3 separate regions of the Homo sapiens genome follow, and regions 1 and 2 are each linked to region 3. Evidence: chromatin contacts called from ENCODE Hi-C or POLR2A ChIA-PET data. All regions are on one chromosome and are shown on one strand. The core of a region is the stretch at or near the end of the contact, and the rest is flanking DNA. Distances in the headings are between cores, read along the strand shown. Region 1 has its middle 38 kb from the start of FZD9. Region 2 overlaps TRIM50 (tripartite motif containing 50). Region 3 overlaps FKBP6 (FKBP prolyl isomerase family member 6 (inactive)).

Region 1 (4,027 bases), core at 479-2,978, 38 kb after region 3:
TGCTCTACCCCCAACCCAGGAATAACGCCTTTCCCATAAGAGGTCCTCCATGAATGCCTGTAGAATGAATGAGAGAATTCCCAGTTTAGAACTGGATAAGAGGGGCCTGTCTGTGGGTTCTGTGCTCATCAAGTGTTGTTTGTGTTACCAGAAAGGGGTCCAGATCCAGAGCCCAAGAGAGGGTTCTTGGACCTTGCACAAGAAAGAATTGGAGCAAGTCCAGCAAATGAAAGCAAGTTTATTAGAGAAGTAAAGGAATAAAAAAATGTGATGTGGTTTGTCTGTGTCCCCACCCATATCTCATCTTGAATTGTAACTCCCACAATTCCCGCATGTGCTGGGAGGGACTCGGTGGGAGGTAATTGACTCATGGGGGTGGGTCTTTCCCATGCTGTTATCATGATAGTGAATAAGTCTTACAAGTCTGATGGTTTTATAAAGGGGAGTTTCTCTACACAAGTGCTCTCTTGCCTGCCACCATGTAAGACATGGCTTCCACCTTCCACCATGATTGTGAGGCCTCCCCAGCCACGTGGAACTGTGAGTCCATTAAACCTCTTTTTCTTTATAAATTACCGAGTCTTGGGTATGTCTTTATCAGCAGTGTGAAAACAGACTAATACAGAATGGCTATTCCATAGGCAGAGCAAACCCCAGGGCTGCCGACTGGCTATTTTTATGGTTATTTCTTGATCATATGCTAAACAAGGTGTGGATTATTCATGACTTTTCCAGGACACGGGCAGGCCATTCCCAGAAATGACGGTTCCTCCCCCTTTTAGACCATATAGTGTAATTTCTGGACATTGCCATGGCATTTGTAAACTGTCATGGGGCTGGTTGGGAGTGTCTTTTGTATGCTAATATATCTGTGTGTGTGTGTATATATATATTTTGTTTTTGAGACGGAGTCTCGCTCTGTCACCCAGGCTGGAGTGCAGTGGCACGATCTCGGCTCACTACAATCTCCACCTCCTGGGTTCAAGCGATTCTTCTGCCTCAGCCTCCCGAGTAGCTGTGACTACAGACGCGTGCCACCACGCCCGGCTAATTTTTGTATTTTTGGTAGAGATGGGGTTTCACCATATTGGCCAGGCTAGTCTTGAACTCCTGACCTCGTGATCCACCTGCCTCAGCCTCCTAAAGTGCTGGGATTACAGGAGTGAGCCACTGTGCCTATACGCCATGCTAATATATTTTAATTACCATTAATGAGCAGTGAGGGTGGCCAGAGGTCACTTTAGTCGCCATCTTGGTTTTGGTGGGTTTTGGCCAGCTTCTTTATTGCATCCTGCCTCATCAGCAAAGTCTTTGGACCTGTATCTTGTGATATCGGACTTGCCGACCTCCTATCCCATCCTGTGACTTAGAATGCCTTAACCGCCTGGGAATGCAGCCCAGCCAGTGTCAGCCTCATTTTACCCAGCTGCTCTTCAAGGTGGAGTCACTCTGGTTCAAACGGCTCTGACAGTTACACAAAGGAAGCTCAGAGAAGAGTAACTCCTCCGAGGTCTCCTGGGGTGTGGTGTGGCCAGAACCACCGCTGAAGTCCAATTAAATGAATTACGTGCCTGCAGCCTCTGCCAGGACGAGAGCCTCTACCCTCAGCGCCCAGGGCATGGTGATGTTCTGCCAGGCAGAGGCCACTGCCCTGGAAGAGGGCCGGACTCCAGGACTCCAGAGAGGGTGGAGAGGGCACCTTGCCACCCGCTGGTTGGGCCGAGGCTGGACGCCCACACCCTGGACATTATGGGAGAGAGACGCTGGAGGCAGCTGTGTGACAGTCCTGAGCTTGGACACAAAAGGAATTTGGAGTTTTCCACTGTGATCTAGACCCTGGGTTGTGGTTGGAGAGACCCCAGTTCAAATTCCAGTGTGTAAAAACAGAGATAATAATAGCTGCTGCAAACACGTGTTGTGTGGATTGAATGAATGTGCTTATGAATGGCCCCTAGCAGGTCCTTCCCTACCGGCCCTTCCCAGACCTGACCCGGGGCCTGATCCCTAGGAAGGTTGCATCCCTGCACCCCCAACCAGGAATGGATCCTTCAGAGAGAGGCTGGGACACGGGAGAACTGGGTGACCAGGGCAGAGTGTGATCATGCCCCAAATAGGTTGCTTTTCCACCCGGTCACTTTTTCCCACGGTTGTTGACCTAGAGACAGCTGGAAAACTGGCTGGCCCAAGGGGAAGGGATGGCAGGGAGGGCACAGAGGGACACCTTGACCCTGTCCTGCCTCCCACCTCCCAAGGCGCCAGTCTTCTGGTGGGGGCTGCATCAGAGTGGAGGTCGGGAGGGCCTGGGATACTTAAGGCAGGGACAGTGGCTCTTGGAGCTGCACGGGGATGGGGAGTTGTTTAAAATGTAGCTCTGGGGCCAGGCACGGTAGCTCATGCCTGTAATCTCAGCACTTTGGGAGGCTGAGGCGGGTGGATCACCTGAGATTGGGAGTTCAAGACCAGCCTGGCCAACATGGTGAAACCCCGTCTTTACTAAAAATACAAAAAAATTAGCCAGGCATGGTGGCACATGCCTGTAGCCCCAGCTACTCAGGAGGCTGAGGCAGGAGAATTGCTTGAACCCGGGAGGCAGAGGTTGCAGTGAGCCAAGATCATGCCATTGCACTCCAGCATGGGCAACAAGAGCAAAACTCTGTCTAAAAAAAAAAAAAATGCAGCTCTGCACCAGATGCAGTGGCTCATGCCTGTAATCCCAGCTACTCAGGAGGCTGAGGCAGGAGGATTGCTTGAGGCCAGGAGTTCAAGACCAGCCTGGGCAATATAGCAAGACTCTGTCTCTACAAAAAAATTAAAAATTAGCTAAACATGGCAGCATGTGCACCTGTGGGCCCAGCTACCGCGGAGGCTGAGGTGGGTGAATCGCTTGAGCCCAGGAGGTCAAGGCTGCAGTGAGCCATGATCACACCACTGCACTCCAGCCTGGGCAACAGAGCAAGACCCTGTCTCTTAAAAAATACAAATAAATATAAAATGATCAATTAAAAAAATAAAATGTAGCTCTGGCCCCAACCCCAGAGAGTCTATGTCTTGGGGGGCTCAAAGCAGGCCCTGGAGCCTTTATCATAAGGAGCCTCCCCAAATGACCCTGCTGCAGACCCCAGGCTACACCGGCAGAGGGGTCTCCTCCCAGCTCAACCCTGGTTCCAGGTCACCCTGAGCTCCTCCCTTCCCTTCCGCCTCAGTTTCACCTGCTGTCAGATCACAGAGGAGCGAATAGCGCACTCGGATGCTTTTTAGGGGCTTTCAACTGAAGTCTCTCCGCCTCACAGTCCGCAACCGCTGCCGCCTCTGACTGTTTCTCCATCTTGACTTTGCCCAGGGATCTGTCCTGTCTCCTCTGCAGCTGGCCTGAGCCAGCCCAAGTCAGCCGTCTCTACCGGGCCCCTCTTCTCCAGCAGCTCAGTTTGGGAGGCAGCACCCGTCTTGGGAGACGCAGGGCAGGCAGTAAGCCTGGTGCTGGAGGAAGAGAAGGGGGAAGAAAAGGAGAAGGGGGAGGAGAAGGAGAAGGGGGAGGAGAAGGAGAAGGGGGAGGAGGAGGGGAGAGGGAGGAGGAGAAGGGGAGTGGGAGAGGGAGGAGGAGTAGGGGAAAGGGGAGGGGAAGAGTGAGGAGGAGGCGGGGGGAGGGGAGGGGGAGGGGGAAGAGGAGAAGGGGGAGGAGGAGAGAGGAGAAGAAACCTGGTCCAGATGGGCAAATGGGGCTTGACCAGCGGGTGGGGCCTTGTTGGGGGTGGGGGGCGGGTGCAGGGTTGGCTGGGCCATCTCTGCTCCACGCACAGCCATGTGCAGGATGCCATGTGGCTATTTTTACCCCTGCCAAGGAAATAGCCTGATTTATGTGAGGCATGGTCCCATTTGTTCGGGCCTGTGTTATAAATACACCTGGCCCCACACTCGTGTTCACTTGGACAGAGAACTCAGGTCCTGGCCTGCACAGCCTCTCTCTGGCCTCCCTCCCTGCCTCACCCTGCTATGCAGCCTTGTTGAGAAGGCCTTCTGTTACAGTAGG
Region 2 (3,875 bases), core at 1,208-3,707, 38 kb before region 3:
AATTTTTTTCTATTTTTGGTAGAGACAGTTTCACCATGTTGCCCAGGCTGGTCTTGAGCTCCTGAGCTCAAGCAATCCACCCACCTTGGCCTCCCAAAGTGCTGGGATTACAGCTATGAGCCACCATGCCAAGACTTTTTTTTTTTTTTTTTTTTTTGAGATGGAGTCTTGCTCTGTCGCCCAGGCTGGAGTGCAGTGGGGTGATCTTAGCTCGGTGAAACCTCTACCTCCCAGGTTCAAGTGATTCTCATGCCTCAGCCTCCCCAGCAGCTGTGATTACAGGTGCCTGCCACCACACCCAGCTAATTTTTGTATTTTTCATAGAGACGGGGTTTCACCATGTTGGCTGGGCTGGTCTCGAACTCCTGACCTGAAGGCATCCTTCTGCCTCAGCCTTCCAAAATGCTGGGATTACAGGTGTAAGCCGCCATGCCCAGCCTCTGTCCCTTCATTTAAACCCATGTCTTCTGACCAAATTGTCTCTAAGACTAAAAGAAATGTGAGAAACACGGAGTCTCCCATAAACAGGGAGTGAGGAAGGCTTGGGAACTGCACGTGTTCGTTTGTTGGGTCTAGAACATGGATCCACTCTCTTCCCACAATCTGCAGAGCAAGTTTCAGGCAGGGCTGATACTGCCTGCTGCGCAAGGGTGAGGAGGGTAAGCAAGGGATGCCCGGTGCTCCTGGATGTTGCTTCTGGCCATTTCCCACCTCTCCCAGCTCCGACTCCTGGTGATATCCTGCCTTACACCCAGCCACCCTGAACTCATAACCAGAGTCCACATGCCACTCCCCCTTTTACAGGACCGTTTCCTCGGCTTGCCTGGCAAACTCAGGTCCTGGGTCCTTCTCAGCCATCAGGCCTGTGCCCCTCTGCCAGGTCCCCCAGACACCTGCTCCTCCTCTAGCATTCTGTTTTGTTTTCTGAGACAGGGTCTCGCTCCGTCACCCAGGCTGGATCATGCAGTAGCATGGTCACGACTCACTGCAGCATCAAACTTCTGGGCTCAAGCAATCCTCCCGCCTCAGCCTCATGAGTAGCGGGGACTATAGGCACATGACACCATGCCCAACTAATTTTTTTATTTTTGTATTTTTTGTAGAGATGGGGTCTTACTACATTGGCCAGGCTGGTCTCGAACTCCTGGCCTCAAGCAATCCTCCTGCCTTGGCTTCCCAAAGTACTGGGATTGCAGGCATGAGCTACCCTCCTCTAGTATTTCTGTAGCTTGAGTGAACTTCTGCTGTTCTAGGTACCCACAGTTCACCATCTGCCTCCCCACCCATCTACGAGACCCTTGAAGGCAGGGACATGACTTTCCTCTGTTTTTCCCAGGCTCAGTTATAGAGCCAGCTGTGGGCAGCTGCTTGGGAGGCGCTGGTTAAACCGAATGGAGGAACCAGTGGAGCTGAGATGCCCGTGCCCGCAGCCACCAGACCCTGGCTGAGCTCTCTCCAAGGTTATTACCTGGAGGCCATGGAGTGGAACTTCTGGAAGGCAAGAGAGAGGGAGGTTAAGGCTAGAAGGTGGGAAGCTAGGGCACTGTTGGGAAGGGGAAGGCCCTGGCGGGTATGGGGATGGGACGCCTCCCTGTCCACTCACCCGGATGAACTTGTGGTGGTCCTCATTGCCGAACTGTTCCAGCACACACTCGGCTTGGGCCAGCCGCTCCCGGGTTCCCTGGGCCTGCTCCAGCTGCATGTCCAGGGAGGCCACCAGGCCACGGGTGTGACCCCCTATCCCCTCCAGGCAGCGGGCCTTCTCCTCATCCACCAGGTGGTGCAGCTCCTGGAACTCGCGGCGGATCACCCAGCTGAAGACATCCGACTCATTCTGGGACAGGGAGGGCTGGTCACTGCAGAGTCACAGCCGAGCTGCCAGGCTCTGTCTGGCTGGCCTCGGTGTCCCCAGGGCCTTCCTGACCGGGTTGGTCCTGGGACCTGAGTCTCAGGGGAGGCTGCATGGCCTGGCGCCGGGCAGGGAGTTCACCCCATGCATGGGGAGCCCTGGCGGTGGCCGTGGGGAGGGTGACCCCAGCTCCCGTTTCAAATGGAGAGGCTCTGTTTTGGCCTGTTTTAATTTTTTTTTTTAAGAGACAGGGTCTCACTCTGTTGCCCAGGCTGGAGCACAGTGGCATGATCATAGCTCACTGTAGCCTTGACCTCCCAGCCTCAAGCAATCCTCCCGCCTCAGCCTCCCGAGTTGCTGGGATTACAGATGCACGCCACCACACCCCACTTTGCCTATTTCAGCTATTAAATGTGCATATCCCAGAGTTCCACAACTGAAGGAAAGCAGGAAGGCCCTAGGCGAGCAGGCTTTGCTGTGAGGGAGCCAGAACTCCCTGCAGAACCCTGAGCTCCGCCTCCACCAGGCAGGGCTGGTACCGCCTGCCGCGCAAGGGTGAGGAGGGTAAATGAGGGAGGCTGAGTGCTCCTGGATCTTGCCCGGCTCCTGTTTCTGTTTCACAGCCACCTCCAGGGCCGGGGCACTATGGCTCCCAGCCCCATGTGCCTCTCACTTCGGGAGATCAGCCAGGGCCCAGGGCTGCCAGCCTCTCCACGCCTGAGCACCCAGGTACTGGGAGGGCACCATGACAGGCTGGCAAGGTCAAGCAGACACAGGTGGCACAGGGGCGGAGGAGTCATGCCCATGCTTTGAGCTGTTTACCCCCTGAGACTCAAGTCCTGGGTTATCTCAGTCTCAAGGACACAGAGGGCAAAAGCCAACTTGGAGCCAGTCCTAACGACAACTGGGTTGAATTCCCCTGAGAGGATTTGCGCTTTCCCCACCCCGCCCTGGGAATGCTTTGAGTTCTGGCTTTATATGGAAGGCATGGTTTTCTGTAAAGGACCAATGAGAACTGAGTTCTACAGGAAAGTGAAGGTGGCCGGTCCCAGGCAGGGGCAGAGGGAAGGGGCACTCACGACGATTCGGGTCCGGTTGTTCACCAGTTTGGCGATGAGCTCATCCACCTTTTTCTGCTCCTGCTTCAGCTCAGAGATGAGGGCTGCGAGCTCCTCCTGGAGGCAACAGGCCATGGCCCCATGAGCAGCTGATCCCTCCCCTTCTCAGCTCCTTGGATCACCTTCTTGGGAGTATCCCAATGGCCACAAGCACTCCCAGGGAAACCAGGGCGGGAACCAGAGCCACCCAGGTACCCTTGAGTCCAAAACAGGTTAAATTGTTCGAGAATAGTCTGGGCGCAGAAGCTCACGCCTGTAATTCCAGCACTTTGGGAGACTGAGGTGGGACTTCACTTGAGGTCAGGAGTTCGAGACTAGCCTGGCCAACATAGTGAAACCCCATTTCTATTAAAAATACAAAAATTAGCCAGGCGTGGTGGCATACACCTGTAGTCCCAGCTACTTGGGAGGCTAAGGCACGAGAATCGCTTGAATCTGGGAGGTGGAGGTTGCAGTGAGCCAAGATCATGCCACTGCACTCCAGCCTGGGTGACACAGTGAGACTCTGTCTCAAAAAAATAAAAATAAAAAATAAGATAAATTAATTCAAGAATATTCTAGGCTGGGCGCAGTGGCTCACGCCTGTACTCCCAGCATTTTGGGAGGCCGAGGCGAGTGGATCACCTGAGGTCAGGAATTCGAGACCAGCCTCAACATGGAGAAACCCTGTCTCTACTAAAAATACAAAATTAGCCAGGCGTGGTGGTGCATGCCTGTAATCCCAGCTACTCGGGAGGCTGAGGCAGGAGAATTGCTTGAACCTGGGAGGCAGAGGTTGTAGTGAGCCAAGATCGCGCCATTGCACTCCAGCCTGGGCAACAAGAGTGAAACTCCGTCTCAAAAAAAAAAAAAAGGAATATTCTAGGCTGGGCACAATGGCTCGTGCCTGTAATCCCAGCATTTTAGGA
Region 3 (3,782 bases), core at 1,260-3,759:
TTTCACTTGATTATTATTAAACTTGTCATTATGGACATTTTCAAACGTCTCCAAAGGTAAAAAAAAAAAAATGATAACATGATCACTACCCATGTATCATTACCCAGGCTTGACAGTGAACATCTTTCTGCTGTTCCTGTACCCACTCTCCAATTTTTTGGTAGTACTTAATTTTGAATTATAAAAATGCCACATGCCAGCCGGGTGCGATGGCTCACACCTGTAATCCCAGTACTTTGGGAGGCCGAAGCAGGCAGATCACGAGGTCAGGAGATCGAGACCATCCTGGCTAACACAGTGAAACTCCGTCTCTACTAAAAATACAAAAAATTAGCTGAGTGTGGTAGCGGGCGCCTGTGGTCCCAGCTTCTCGGGAGGCTGAGGCAAGGAAGTGGCTTGAACCCGGGAGGCGGAGCTTGCAGACAGCAGAGATCGTGCCACTGCACTCCAGCCTGGGCGACAGAGCAAGACTCTGTCTCAAAAAAAAAAAAAAAAAAAAAAAAAAAGTGAGTGTATATGTAACTTGTCCACAAAAAGAATTATACATTTTGTACTAGAATATATTTTTATTGCATTTTGAGTGTTTTCTAAGTTAACACAAAGAGAACTACGTCGTTTTTAAGAAGTGGCTGGATAGCATTCCATCCTGTCAGGATATGGAAATGGTTTTCACAGTGATTAGTAGGCAGGTAGGTAGGTAGAGATTAGATAGACACACAGAAACATGGTCATGGAGCTATCCTCACGCCTGACTTTCCTGTGACAGTCAAAGTCCTATCACTGGTTGTGATGGGTGTGTCTTTGCCTGAACTAGGTCATGCTAAACTGACCTCTCCAGTGGCTGTACCAGTTTGTTCTTGGTAGTGTCTGAGAGATTCCATTCCGTCGCTTTGCCATCATTTGGATTGCTAGACTTTTTAATATTTGCCAGGTTGGTGTATCTCAAATAGGATCTCATTACTAGCATTAGCAGTTCCCTGACCAGGTCTCTGTTCACATGTTTCCAGACTGAGGTGGCCTTTCTGTAAATTGCCTAATTGTTTCTCTATAACCAAACACCTTTCTGATGTTTTTAAGTTATTTTTGATAACTCTGTCATTAATTCTGTGAGTTCTATCAGCAGTTTCACTGCATGCATCAGGTATGTGATACCATATGCCGGTAATGGTCATTTTGTCTTCTCCTCTTGTATCTTTTTTGTTTCCCCTCACAAGACAGAGTTTCACTCTTGTCACCCAGGCTGGAGTACAGTGGCGTGATCTCGGCTCACTGCAACCTCTGCCTCCTGGGTTCAAGCGATTCTCCTGCCTCAGCCTCCCGAGTAGCTGGGATTACAGGTGCCTGCCACCACGCCCAGCTAATTTTTGTATTTTTAGTAGAAACGAGGTTTCACCATGTTGGCCAGGCTGATTTTGAACTCCTGACCTCAGGTGATCCCCCCCAGCTTGGCCTCCCAAAGTGCTGGGATTACAGGCATGAGCCACTGTGCCTGGCCCTCCTCTCATGTCTTATTCAGAGCCTGATGGTGCGGTGCATGCTTCTAGAACAGTAGCGATGGGTGTGCCTCATGACCGTAATGGAGCTGCTGCTCGCTCCACCGTTAAACACCATGCTGACTTTGGCTGAGCTGTATTTTTTTCTTATCATGTTATGGAAATGTTTGTTTGTTTTTGTTTGGTTTGGTTTTTTTTTTTTTTTTTTTTTTTGAGACGGAGTCTCACTCTGTCACTCAGGCGATCTTGGCTCACTGCAACCTCTGCCTCCCGGGTATAAGCAATTCTCCTTGCCTTAGTCTCCCAAGTAGCTGGGATTACAGGCACCAGCCACCACGCCTGGCTAATTTTTGTATTTTTAGTAGAGATGGGGTTTAATCATGTTGGCTAGGCTGGTCTCGAACTACTGATGTCAAGTGATCCGCCCGCCTCAGCCTCCCAAACTGCTTTGATTACAGGTGTGAGCCAATGCGCCTGGCACCACCTCAGTCTTTACTTACTTCTGTCCCGTTGCCTGTGGTTCTGGAAGTCTGACTGGAAAGGGGTCTGTTCCTGACACCCCACCTCCTCTTCCCTCTCTCAGGTGCTGGCTCCTTTGGTTGTATTGGGGTAGGGAGGAAAGAGAAGGGAAAGGGTAGCTCACGCCTGTAATCCCAGCACTTTGAGAGGCCGAGGCAGGCAGATCACTTGAGGTCAGGAATTCGAGACCAGCCTGGCCAACATGACGAAATCCTGTCTCTACTAAAAATGCAAAAAAAAGTATCCAGGCGTGGTGGTGCGTGCCTGTAATCCCAGCTACTCAGGAGGCTGAAGCAGGAGAATCACTTGAACCCGGGAGGCAGAGGTTGCAGTGAGCAGAGCCTGTGCTACTGCACTCCAGCTGGGTGACAGAGTAAGGCTCTGTCTCAAAAAAAAAAAAAAAAGTTTCCCAGAGCCCATCTAGTAGGGCCACACGGTGATGGCATCTGTCTCTTGGCTCCTGTGTGGTCACCGGCCATGCCCTTCCCTGACCTCAGCTGCTAGCCCTCAGCACATGTGACTGTGACGTCGTGTGGCAGCTGCTGAGTCCTGAGATGTTTTTAATGGCTGTTTGATTCCCAGGTTCTTCACCTACCAACGAGGGGAGAGAGCTGTGGTTCTCCATCATTGGGGGAGTGGAAGGGAGCTCCCAGCGCAGCCGTGGCAGCCACCTTCCAGGAGCAGGGGCTGGAATGTCCTGTGGCCGCATCTCTCATGGACGCGGCTGAAACGTGTTTTCACAGGTGCTGTTTTCTGTTTTCCGTGTTCGTAACAGAAGGGAGGGGAAAGCGCAGCTACTGACAAGTAGAACACTGCTACTTTTTTTAAGGCAGTTTCTTGTTTTTTTAGACGGAATTAGTCCTTGGCTTCCCTCCCAGTCCCAGCCCTGCTTCCGGCTGCGAATGTCCCTGAGTCAACACCAATAGAGATTGCTTTGTGTATTTTGTAGGGTTCTCTGTTTTGAAGACAGAATTATGTTACAAATGTTTTTGTTGTAAATAAATAAAACACTTCCTTGTCCTTGCAAGATCCAGTATAAGTGAATTGCGTGGACTCAGCTAAGCTTCCAGAGTCCCCAGGTGGGCAGGGGGAGGCCATTTGCCAGTGGGGCTGGGGCTCAAGCTCTGGAGCCAGCGGTTCTGATTCACCTGATAACGAAACGCTGCACACCAGGCTTGGGGTTCCCTAAGCCCGCTCCCAGTGTGGGGAGCTGATGCCAGCAGCTTAATGGAAAGTTGAAGCTACTTCACCCTCCCATACCCCGACACCCCGGGATCCTTGTCCCACACAGCCCTGAGGCCACCTCACCCTCCTGCGCCCCGACACCCCGGGCTCCCTGCCCCACACGACCCTGAGGCCACCTCACCCTCCTGTACCCCGACACCCCGGGCCCCCTGCCCCACACAGCCCTGAGACCACCTCACCCTCCTGCACCCCGACACCCCGGGCTCCCTGCCCCACACAGGCCTGAGGCCATCTCACCCTCCTGCACCCCAACACCCCGGGCTCCCTGCCCCACACAGGCCTGATGCCACCTCACCCTCCTGCACCCCAACACCCTGGGCTCCCTGCCCCACACAGCCCTGAGGCCACCTCACCCTCCCGTACCCCGACACCCCGGGCTTTCTGCCCCACACAGGCGTCTCTGAGCCTTTCCCAGGGTCCCACGCTCCCTCATGGGGCTGAGGCAGGAGGCTCCCCTCCCCTGTTCTGCCCCACCTCTCAGCCTCCATGAGTACCCACAGCTGTGCCTCCAGGTCTCCCCCACAG

Evidence for each region. A loop is a pair of places that touch in the nucleus more often than their neighbours do. ChIA-PET counts read pairs that join two places held with the same protein, here RNA polymerase II (POLR2A). Pooled maps may share reads with other maps.
Region 1: a map of gastrocnemius medialis shows a loop between it and region 3 (4-fold over the local background). The contact joins two enhancer-like sites. A Hi-C loop is called at or near these places in 7 of 168 maps with a recorded cell type or tissue (GM23248, IMR-90, adrenal gland and 3 more) and 3 of 50 pooled maps. POLR2A ChIA-PET finds 5 or more read pairs at or near these places in 5 of 52 experiments (Caco-2, H1, HepG2 and 2 more).
Region 2: a loop to region 3 is called in a map of mammary epithelial cell, with 5 times the contacts of the local background. The contact joins two enhancer-like sites. A Hi-C loop is called at or near these places in 2 of 168 maps with a recorded cell type or tissue (heart left ventricle and mammary epithelial cell), 1 of 37 single-sample maps with no recorded cell type and 1 of 50 pooled maps. POLR2A ChIA-PET finds 5 or more read pairs at or near these places in 9 of 52 experiments (GM12878, HEK293, HepG2 and 6 more).

The regions. Positions count from the first base shown.
Region 1 is chr7:73,394,248-73,398,274 of GRCh38, forward strand. No RefSeq gene overlaps it. Among named protein-coding and RNA genes, the nearest start is that of FZD9, 38 kb to the right of the region's middle. RefSeq lists enhancers at 1,141-1,641, 1,642-2,142. Within about 2 kb of position 1,729, at least 4 of the 41 ENCODE cell types and tissues checked have a DNase peak (open chromatin) inside an H3K27ac peak, as active enhancers do; they include gastrocnemius medialis and psoas muscle, where a contact is called at or near this core.
Region 2 is chr7:73,317,219-73,321,093 of GRCh38, forward strand. TRIM50 (tripartite motif containing 50) reads right to left here. Exons shown (of 7, transcript NM_178125.3): 3 at 2,929-3,024; 4 at 1,604-1,834; 5 at 1,469-1,491. Among named protein-coding and RNA genes, the nearest start is that of TRIM50, 8.9 kb to the right of the region's middle. RefSeq lists enhancers at 1,326-2,219, 2,220-3,112. Within about 2 kb of position 2,458, at least 5 of the 41 ENCODE cell types and tissues checked have a DNase peak (open chromatin) inside an H3K27ac peak, as active enhancers do.
Region 3 is chr7:73,355,587-73,359,368 of GRCh38, forward strand. FKBP6 (FKBP prolyl isomerase family member 6 (inactive)) reads left to right here. Exons shown (of 9, transcript NM_003602.5): 9 at 2,595-3,039. Among named protein-coding and RNA genes, the nearest start is that of FKBP6, 29 kb to the left of the region's middle. Within about 2 kb of position 2,510, at least 15 of the 41 ENCODE cell types and tissues checked have a DNase peak (open chromatin) inside an H3K27ac peak, as active enhancers do; they include gastrocnemius medialis and psoas muscle, where a contact is called at or near this core.